Regions from separate parts of the Homo sapiens genome. Here region 1 is linked to region 2. A link is a contact called in ENCODE Hi-C or POLR2A ChIA-PET data. All regions are on one chromosome and are shown on one strand. Each heading gives the region's core, a stretch centred on a gene start or an enhancer-like site at or near the end of the contact. The rest is flanking DNA. Distances are from core to core; before and after follow the strand shown. Region 1 has its middle 79 kb from the start of NCOR2. Region 2 has its middle 96 kb from the start of SCARB1.

Evidence for each region. Hi-C counts contacts between places; a loop is a spot of excess contacts on that map. ChIA-PET counts read pairs that join two places held with the same protein, here RNA polymerase II (POLR2A). Pooled maps may share reads with other maps.
Region 1: a pooled map shows a loop between it and region 2 (2.4-fold over the local background). The contact joins two enhancer-like sites. A Hi-C loop is called at or near these places in 7 of 168 maps with a recorded cell type or tissue (IMR-90, dorsolateral prefrontal cortex, endothelial cell of hepatic sinusoid and 3 more) and 14 of 50 pooled maps. POLR2A ChIA-PET finds 5 or more read pairs at or near these places in 4 of 52 experiments (AG04450, MCF 10A, Panc1 and 1 more).

Annotation. Positions count from the first base shown.
Region 1 is chr12:124,643,596-124,648,863 of GRCh38, reverse strand. No RefSeq gene overlaps it. Among named protein-coding and RNA genes, the nearest start is that of NCOR2, 79 kb to the right of the region's middle. RefSeq lists an enhancer at 2,160-2,769. Within about 2 kb of position 2,268, at least 3 of the 41 ENCODE cell types and tissues checked have a DNase peak (open chromatin) inside an H3K27ac peak, as active enhancers do.
Region 2 is chr12:124,764,981-124,770,268 of GRCh38, reverse strand. No RefSeq gene overlaps it. Among named protein-coding and RNA genes, the nearest start is that of SCARB1, 96 kb to the left of the region's middle. Within about 2 kb of position 3,133, at least 14 of the 41 ENCODE cell types and tissues checked have a DNase peak (open chromatin) inside an H3K27ac peak, as active enhancers do.

The DNA of each region.
Region 1 (5,268 bases), core at 1,019-3,518, 120 kb after region 2:
AACCCAGGCCTGCTGAGTTCACTCTCCACTGCCTCACTGAAGTGAGGCTTGCCTGCACAAACCCGTGGACACTGCCTAGTGCTGGCTGCTATTGTCCTGGCTGCGTAGGACTTATTGTTTCCTTATAGGATTGTTTCACCAATTGTTTCCTTACGGGATTATCAACATCTTGAGGGCAGGGATTATACCTCCCTCACTTCTGTACTCCTGAAAAGCCCAGTGCCTTGGCTGGTCCAGAGGAGGCCCTCCATGAGAATCTGGGAGGAGATGTGATCTTGTAATTGTGTGTTTATATGATGACTGGTATAACTGTTGTCTCCTTCACTAGATTTGAAGCTTCCTGAGGGCAAGTTTGTTTGTTGTTGGTGTCAGATCATCTCATTTCTGTCTCTCAGAGTCTAGCTGGGGCTCGATAAATGTTTGTTGAATGAATAAATTGATTGGAAATTCTTTGTCAGCAGCTAGGCCAAAGGCTAGTAAAAATGAGAGAACAGTACATAGTTCCCACTTACAAGGGGGCCTGCATCTAGTGAGAGAAATAAAACACTATGATTGTAAAGGTGGCTGAGCATTTGCCGTGTGCCAGGCACCAGCCTGAGGGGCTGACAGGTATGTGTGATGTGTCCTTTATTCCTCAGCTGGAAAAGGCAAGTATCTCACTATCTGCACTAATTAGGTCCCTGCAGGTGACAGCTCAAATGGGGGCCATTGAGGTGATGAAATGAAGGGATGATTATAGGGGGGTGGGTGGGATTTATGGAAACAGTGGGGGGGGGGGTGTGGCACTGAGGGGGTGGCACCATGGGACCCCCTTAGTAGTCCTAATCCTGAAGGAGCAGGAGAGTGGATAGAGCCTAGAACCAGTGAGGGTCCGGTGGGAGGCAGGATAATGGTCTGCAGAGATGTCCGCATCCTAATTTCTGGAACCTGCAACTATGTCAGATTACATGGCAAGGGGAAATAGGGAGGCAGATGGATTGAGATTGCTAATCAGCTGGCCCTGAGATGAGATTATCCTGGATTACCTAGGTAGGCTCAGTGTCATCACCGGGGTCCTTAATAGTGGAAGGAGGAGGTCAGAGTCAGAGAGATTTGAAGATGCTACACTGCCAGCCTTGAAGTCAGAGGAAGGGACCATAATCCAAGGAGGGCAGGTGTCCCCCAGAAGCCAGAAAAGGCAAGAAACAGGTTCTTCCCTAGAGCTTCCAGAGGGAGCACACCTGCTGATGCCTTGATTTTAACCCAGTGAGACCCATGTAGGGCTTCTGCCCTCCAGAGCTCGGAGATGATAAATGTGTGTCCTGAAGCCACTGTGTCTGTGGCCATTTGTTACAGCAGCAACAGAAGACTGATACAGGCAGTTGCAAGAACAGGCTAGGCCAGGCACAGTGGCTCACGCCTGTAATCCCAGCACTTTTGGGAGGCCAAGGTGGGAGGATCGCTTGAGCCCAGGAGTTCGAGACAAGCCTGGGAAACATATCAAGATACCGTTTCTACAAAAAAATCAAAAAATTAGCCAAGTGTGGTGGCGTGCACCTGTGGTCCCAGCTACTGGGGAGGCTGAGGTGAGAAGGCTGCTTGAACCTGGGAGGTTGAGGCTGCAGTGAGCTATGATGGCACCACTGCTCTCCAGCCTGGGCTACAGAGTGACACCCTGCCTCAAAAAGAAAAATAAAAAAGCGCTGCCCAAAGGAGCTGTGATGTCAGGAGAGGGACACAGCCACTCCCAAACCTCAGCCCTGGTGGGCAAGAGCCGGGGGATGACTGCCCCTACTTCCTCCTGTCTGCCCTCCATCTGCTGCCGGTGATTCCCATTGGTCAACCTCAGCCAGAGGCCGGCAGGTCGGAGTCTGTTGATGCAGCCTATGTGGGTCAGCCCCAGGGGACACAGAGCCAGGTAGAAGAGTTGGGGGGAGGGGGGCATTCTAAATAGTCCTCCTTACTTTACAGTTGGGGAACTGCAGGCCAAGAGTGGCCGATCCCCTTGCATGAGGCAGGATTTGAATCCGGGATGTCTGGCTCCTGGGCCCCGGCTCTCCACCCAGGCAGGGGAGCGGTGTGTGTCTGCGTGGGGAGCCCAGCCACGTGAGCACGCGGCGTGTATGTGTGTGTACTCGCTGCTTCGCGCCCACCCTGCCCCCGCGCTCGGGTTTCTGTGGGCGTTCTCTTTTTTCCGATCTGTGTTACCAGCAGCGAGTTTCAAAAGCAGGGAGAGAAATGAAATGACACTTTCACTAAACAGGAACCTCACCCACCATCTCCGCTCGCGCGGTGCCTGTGTCTAATTAGGGGTTGTGGAGTTTGGGGTGTGAACGTGAAGCTGCTGCTCCCTCCACAGGCGGGCGGCTGGGGTGGGCGAGGTAGACACCCCGATTCTGGGAGGCGGGGCCCCTCCAGAGGCCCTGGAGACTAGGGAAGCGCCCAAGGCAAGTTGCAGGAAGGGCTCTGTGTGCACCCACAGATGTTCTAGGAAGCAGGAGGTTTGGGGGCCTCGTAGGCCAGCACGATTGCAATTAGGTTTTTCACGACACCGTGGTTTGAAGCCTGTTCCTTAGGACTTAAAGGAGAAGGGGAAAGAATTCCATGCAGGTGAGAATCAACTACATATGACTCCATTTCATGCCGGCAGCGGCCAAGGAACTCTCATGACACCTGACTTGCAGTGGGGCTAGGATCAAGGGCAGCTTCAAAGCTCCGCATTTGGCCCCCCTGGGGCTGGGTGGGGACCCCTGTCTGCCGCCCCCTCCCCCCCAGCCCCACATCCTGCACTGTGCTCAGTCTTTAGCCCCTTCCCTCCCCCACCGCGCTGCTTGCAGCTTGGGCCTTAGTACATGCTGGTCCCTCCAGGGCAGTGCTGTTCCCTGCTAGTCCCTGCTTTCCTGGCTGTCTTAGCTTGGGCTGCTATGGTAAAATACCATCAGCTGGGAGGCTCAAACAACAGACGTTTATTTCTCATGGTTCTGGAGGCTCGAAGTGTGAGATCAGGATACCAAAAACGCTGGATTCTGGTGAGGGCCCTCTTCCCGGCTTGCAAATGGCACCTTTCCCTGTGTGCTCCCCCGACCTTTCACCAGTGCGTGCCCCTAGAGAGAGTGGAGGTGCTGGATCTTATAAGGACACTAAGCCCATCCCGGAGGCTCCGCCCTCATGACTTTAACCCAATCACCTCCCCAAAGCCTCCATCCTAATAACACTCGTGTGGGGGCTGGGATTTCAACTAGACGTCTTGGGGGTCACGTCCAGTCCATGACACTGGCCTTGTGCATCCTATTCATTTCAGCCTCCCCAGGCCACTCCCTCTGGGGCAGACGAGAGTCAGGCTTAGGGCTTTTGGAGCTGGACCACCTGGGTTCAAATCCCAGCTCTGCCACTTGAACTGAGTAACTTTGGACAAGCGACGTGAGCTTTCTCTGCTTCAGTTCCATCTGTAAAATGGGAATAGAGATAATATCTTCCTCACAGAGCTGCTGATAAGAATGGAATTAAGAAAAGTATATAGAATATACAATCGTGGGGGAGGAGAGAGAAGCATTGGCCACTATTTCTCTTTGACCCATTCAAACAGATCTCCCTGTAAGGAGAATGTGCGGCCCGTCCCAAAGCTCCCTCACTGACTTGGAGCAGCTGTCGTGAAGCAATCTGCAATCTGCAATCATGTGTGTTTATCTGTTTAACGTCCATCTGTCCTGCTTGTCCATGAGCCCCTTGGGGATGGAGGTCATATCTTTTTTGCTCTCCCTGTGTCCCTAATACCTTAGCCTCAGCACCTGCACATAGTAAGGACTCCGTTAAAAAGTTCCGTAACTGGGCGCAGTGGCTCACACCTATAATCCCAGCACTTTGGGAGGCTGAGGCAGGTGGATTGCTTGAGGCCAGAGGTTCGAGACCAGCCTGGCCAACATGGCGAAACCCCATCTCTACCAAAAATACAAAAATTAGCCAGGTGTGGTGGCAGATGCCTGAAATCCCAGCTACTTGAGAGGTTGAGGCAGGAGAATTGCTTGAACCCAGGAGATGGAGGTTGCAGTGAGCTGAGATTGTGCCACTGCACTCCAGCCTGGGTGACAGAGTGAGACCCTCTCTCAAAAAAAAAAAAAAAAAAAAAAAAAAGGCCAATTGCCTAATGAATGCCAAGGGCCAAAGCCCCTGGGTTTCTGCTTCTAAAATAGAGCACACAGAGCAAAGTGCACCAGTGTCAGTGGAAAGCATATGCATGAAGCTAGCCCCCATTCCCAGCGCCCAGGGCAAGAAGTAGAACATGGCCCTCTTGAGATCCTCCCTGTACCCCCCACCTATGTGCCCCTTCCCAGCTACCCTTCCCCTCCTCCCCAAGGGCCAACCAAGCCCCTGCCCCTTGTGGTAGCCCCTTCCCTGCCTCTCCTTAGAGGTTTTCCACCCAAGCGTGCACCCCTAACACTATGGACTAGTTTTGCCTCTTCTAGGAATAAAAAAATGGAATCAGGCCGGGCACGGTGGCTCACGCCTGTAATCCTAGCACTTTGGGAGGCTAATGCAGGTGGATCACCTGAGGTCAAGAGTTCGAGACCAGCCTGGCCAACATGGTGAAACCCCATCTCTACTAAAAATACAAAAATTAGCTGGATGTGGTGACACATGCCTGTAATCCCAGCTACTCAGGAGGCTGAAGCAGGAGAATCACTTGAAGGAGATCGTGGAGGTTGCAGTGAGCTGAGATCATGCCACTGCACTCCAGGCTGGGCAACAAAGTGAGACTCCATCTCAAAAAAAAAAAAAAAAGGAATCAAATGGTGCATTCTTCTTTTTATTACTTTATTTTGTTTTAGATACAGGGTCTCACTCTGTTGCCCAGGCTGGAGTGCAGCGGCACAATCACAGCTCACTGCAGTCTCGAACTCCTGGGCTTAAGCCATCCTCCTGCCTCGGCCTCCCAAATAGCTGGGACCACAGGCCTGTGCCATGACGCCTGGCTAATTTTTGTATTTTTTGTAGAGATGGGATCTTGCTGTGTCGTCCAGGCTGGTCTCAAACTCCTGGGCTTAAGTGATCGTCCTATCTCAGCCTCTCAAAGTGCTGGCCTACCTCAGCCTCTCAAAGTGCTGGGCTTACAGGCTTGAGCCACTGCGCCACGTCTGGCTTTTTGTTCGCATGAGATCCACACACGTGTGTGTATCAGTCCTGTGTTTCCTTTAATTGCCGAGGCTCCATCTTACGGCTGTCCTGTGATTTGTTCATCTTTTCACCTGTGGATGGACATCCGTGGGTTGTTGGTCTTTTTATTCTTTTTCC
Region 2 (5,288 bases), core at 1,884-4,383:
CTCTGGGAAGCAACGATGCCAGGATAGAAAGAAGAGCAGGGGGTGCACCGGAGAAGAGGTGCTGGGCAGGGGGGCTGCTTAGATGAGAGCACATTTCCGGAAGTTTCCTCTGAGAAGTGCCAACTCCTGAAGGCTTCATGGGAATCTGGAGAAGAGCACTCCAGGAACCGGGAAGTACATGTGCAAAGGGCCTGGGGTAGCAACACGCAGAACAGAAACGGTGCGCTGTGGCTGGAGCCCAGAGAGTGGGACTGAGTGGGAGAAACGCAAACTGCTTTTCCTCCTCTGTTCACCCCACAACAATCAACACAGAAGACTTCTGTGACCAAATATGGGGGGCTCCCCCCACAGCAGATCAAATGAACACCTAATTCTGCAGCGGATGCCAGCTGGGGGCCCTCTGATTCAACTCAATTCTGCCGCTGTCTACCTGGAGGCAGTGTCAGACCCCACAGGTCGAGGGTTCAGACCCCAGGGCGGCCCCTTACTCCCGATGCCCCTCTCAAGCCCTGGGATGTGTCACCTGTGCTTCTCACAGACCAGCTGTGAATTGGGGTTCCCACGACCCTGTCTTTGGGTTCAATTAATTTGTTAGAACGGCTCACAGGGCTCAGGGAAGCACTGAGCTTATTTATTATAAAGGATGTTAGAAGGATACAGATGAAGAGATGCTAGGGAGAGGCATGGGGGAGGGGCACGGGGAAAGGGCATGGGGAAGGGGCATGGAGCTGCCATGCTCTCCAGGACACCACCCTCCAGGAGCCTTCCCATGCTCAAAAACTCTGTCCTCTTGAGTTTTTATGGAGGCTTCATTAGGTGGGCGTAATTTTTAAAATTATATCATTTTAAATTTTTAAATGTTTAATTTTTGTAGGTTCATAGTAAGTGTATACAGTTGTGGGGTGCATGAGATGTGTTGACACAGGCATGCAATGTGACGTAATCACATCATGGGAAGGGCGTATCCACCCCTTCAAGCATTTAGCCTTTGTGTTACAAACAATCCAGTTACACTCCTTCAGTTATTTAAAAATATACAATCAAGTTATTCTTGACTATAGTCACCCTGTTGTGGGATCAAATAGTAGGTCTTATTCATTCTTTCTCTATATGTATATGGTTTTTGTATACATGGGCATGATTGATTAAACCACAGGCCATTGGTGATCAGTTTGACCTTCAGCCTCTCTCCCCTCACTGCTGGAGGTTGGGGACTGGGCTGAAAGTCCCAGTCCTGTAGCGCTGACTTGGTTTTTCCTGAGACCAGTCCCCATCCTGAAGCTGCCTAGGGGCTGCTGGCCACCAGTGAGTCATTGGCAAACTAAACACTTTGGAGATTCCAAGGATTTTAAGGCAGAAGACCAAATAAATATTTTACACGATCACAGTGGGAGGGGGTTGGAGGGAGATGGAGGTGGAGAGCTGGGGGGCCTCGCAGTTAGGATTTTAAGTACAGTGGGAAACCACTGGAGATTTTTCCATCAGGGAGGGCTGCGTTTGCTGTTTCTGCTGTGGGAGAGGCTGCGGGGGCAGGCGTGGATGCTGGAGGTCTGGCTGGAGGCAGTGGCCCTCCTCCTGGTGACAGATGGTGGTGGTGGTGGTGGTGGTGGCCTGGGCCAGGGCGGAGCAGTGGATGAAGAAGGGACAGATGCGGGGTGTATTTTTAGGGGCTGGAGCTCATAGAACATGGTGCTAAACTGGATGTGGGAAGGGAGGGGTGAGGACGCGTCCAGTGAGACTCTCAAGTGTCTGAGCCTGACGGCCAGGGGGAGGGAGGGGCTGCTTTTTGTTTGTTAGTTTTCATTTGTTTTTGTTTGCTTGTTTGTTGTTTGTTTTCTTTTTTGAGACAGAGTCTCGCTCTGTCGCCCAGGCTGGAGTGCAGTGGTGCAATCTCTACTTACTGCAACTTCCACCTCCTGGGTTCAAGCGATTCTCCTGTCTCAGCCTCACAAGTAGCTGGGATCACAGGCGCCCGCCATCATGCATGGCTGATTTTTGTATTTTTAGTAGAGACGGGATTTCACCATGTTGGCCAGGCTGGTCTCGAACTCCTGACCTTGTGATCTGCCTGCCTCGGCCTCTCAAAGTGTTGGGATTACAGGCATGAGCCACCGCGCCAGGCCATTTTCATTTGTTTTTGAGACAGGGTCTCTGTCACCCAGGCTTGAGTGCAGTCGTGCGATCATAGCTCACTGCAGCCTCGACCTCCTGGGCTCAAGTAATCCTCCTGCCTCAGCCTCCCGAGTAGCTGGGTCTACAGGCACATGCCAGGACACCTGGCTAATTTTTAAATTATTATTATTATTATTATTATTATTATTATTATTATTTTAGAAAGAGAGTCACACTATGTTGCCCAGGGTGGTCTCGAACTCCTGGCCTCAAGCGATCGGCCCACCTCTGCCTCCCAAAGTGCTGAGATTACAAGTGTGAGCCAGAGGGAGGTGCCACTAACTGAGGAGGGAGGCAGGAAGGTGGGGCTGGGAGCAAGTAGGGCCCCGATCCCCCAGTGCAGACCCGGGCTTAGCTCAGCATGGATTGAATGGCTGTGAACTCCCTGTGGGGGCTGCAGAGGGAGGAGTCAGGACACTGAGGTTGTTGTGTCACCCACACCGGATTCATCCCCTATCCCGGTCCACCCACCCCCAGGGCATCTGGAATGTGAGAGGCCAGAGAGAGAAAGCACCACCAGGAATCCCAACGTAGCAACAGCACAAATAACAGCAGCCCCTTTTGATGCTCAGGGGAGCACATGTTTCATGGAGCTATCCAGTGACCTGTACAGCAGGGAGACTTGAGGGGACCATTTCACAGATGGGAAGACGGAGGCTGAGGGGTGAGGCTATATTTGCAAGGTGGATCTTTTTTGTGTGTGTGAGCAATTGGTCGCGCTGTCTCCCTCTTTAGACTTTACGCTGCTGAAGGCAGGCACCGAGTTCTGTGGGGTTCGTGGTCCATGGGCATGCATGCAAATCAGTCTTTGCTGAGTTAATGAATAAATGATCTGGGGTGTAGCGAGGCTGGGGATGTGGTTGCGGGAGGGGAGTTCTGCAGACCTGCCCAGGGCCTGCCAGAGGCTGCACGTGCGGATTGTGGCCGCCAGGGGGCGCTGTGGGTCCAGCCTTCAGGGCGGCCCCAGATTCAGGGAGGCCCCAGCAGCCCGGGTCTCTCTGGCGGTCCCAGGGGCTGGGAAACGTCTGTTGTTTGAGGCTCTGGACATAGCAAAGATAAAAAATGAAAAACTGATGAACTAAGGCTGCAAGAACTATGTTCTCTTGTATGTTTACATGTAAAAATTTAACAGCTTCCATACATGAAATAGTCATGCAATATATTTTTGTGAAGTTACAAGGCTTGCAAAATTCTTAATGAACCATGTCCAGAGAGGGCAGGATTTAGAAAGGGGAAATTATCACAGTTCTTTTAATCTTGGTGGTGTGGGGCTCTAGGACAGTACATTCAAGATCTTCTCCAAAATCTGATTTGTGGTGTTTTTGTGAACTCAGAGTCCAGGCCAAATGGCTGGCTGTGGTCTCCCAGGGATGGGCAATCCTGATCCAAACCTCAGATGCCCAGAAGATATAAAATCTCAACACTGGGCCAGGCGCGGTGGCTCACACCCCTAATCCCGGCACTTTGGGAGGCCGGGGTGGGCAGATCACCTGAGGCCAGGGGTTCAAGACCAGCCTGGCCAACATGGTGAAACCTTGTCTCTACTAAAAATACAAAAATTAGCTGGGCATGGTGGTGAGCACCTGTAATCCCAGATACTGGGTAGGCTGAGGCAGGAGAATCACTGGAACCCGGGAGGTGGAGGTTGCAGTGAGCTGAGATTGTGCCACTGCACTCCAGCCTGTGCGACAGAGTGAGACTCTGTCTCAAAAAAAAGAAAAGAAAAGAAAAAAAAAGAAAATCTCAATGCCGGCCACTCCCAGCCCAGTCAGGCAAGCTCAGCTCTGGCATCCTGGCTTGCTCTCCTGGAACAGACTGTTGCTAGCATTCATTGAATCTTTCTGAGTGCCGTGCACTATTTTAAACCCTTGGCATATGCTCACTTAGTTTTCATCATAACCCAGGCGAGTGCTGTTATCATCATCATCTTCATTTTACAGATGAGGAAACTGAGGCACAGAGAGGCGAGGTCATTGTCCAAGGTCTTATGGCTGGAAAGGATCGGAGTCTGGATATGAATATTGGCCACTGGTTGGGGGGCATACATGCTTATCAGCTACTCTGCATACCTCCTCATTGACTGGGAACCAGAGCTTGCTGTGGGTGCTGGCTGAGGCATCCCACTTTATCTTATCCCTTATCCCAAGTGAAACTCAACTTGGGAACCCAGCTTCAAGAAACATAATTTCCAGGCAAAGGCAATGAATGCACACAGGTCCTGGCTCTAGAGCTTCTGAGGAGCCTGGGAGAGGAAAGGAGGTTGCAAGGCTCATTTCCCCCAAATCCAGTCCCAGCTCCATCTAGAAAGAGGCCCCCCGCATACCAAGCATGTGTCCAATCACTCCAGAAAAGCCCCTGGCAGGGGAGCATCCAGGCTCATTCCAGAGAGGTCAAGAATGGGAGGGGAAGAAGAGGAGTAAGAATAAACATGTCTAAAAATAGTGCTTGGATCTCCGAAACCCACAACAAAACAGGAAAGAGAGGGCAGGAGAACTGGGAGGGAGAAGCCTGGAGGTTTGGCTGAGGGAAGAATAAGGTGCACTGCCCTGGTGGGGGCTGTTTCTCTGACTTTCCTCTCTGAAGTCTTGGGAGCTAGGCTGGATGGAGGGTCTGAGCATAAAGGCCAAATATCTCTGGAGTCATGAGTGTTTCCAGATTTCACAACACGTTTGCCATGAAGCCTTAGCCCTAGCAAACTTCATAGCATTTAGAAGTCCTCGACTGAGGCAGAGGGAGGCTTTTAAGAGGGAGCTTTTTTTTTTCTTCCCCCTTTCAGGAACAGATGTTTGAGCAACATTGGCCATGATGCACATGTTTCTGCAAACCAGATCTCACTTACCTCCTCAGCTTCCATTGCAAAATGGGACTTCCACTCCCCTGGGAAAACATCTCTGCAGATGGACTGGAACAACTTGGCATGGAAGGTATTAAGCCTGAGGCTTGTGGTTGGGCCTGCAGTGGTTTCTCAGAACTGTGCAACACCCTTCTGGTCTCTGGGATTTTCCCTCTGCTTCTATGACCAGCCTCATCTGTTCTTTTCTGGGCCACAGGAATTTCTTCCATTTCAGGGAACAGGGACTCTGAGATTAAACACTGGCATCTCTGGTCATGCACTG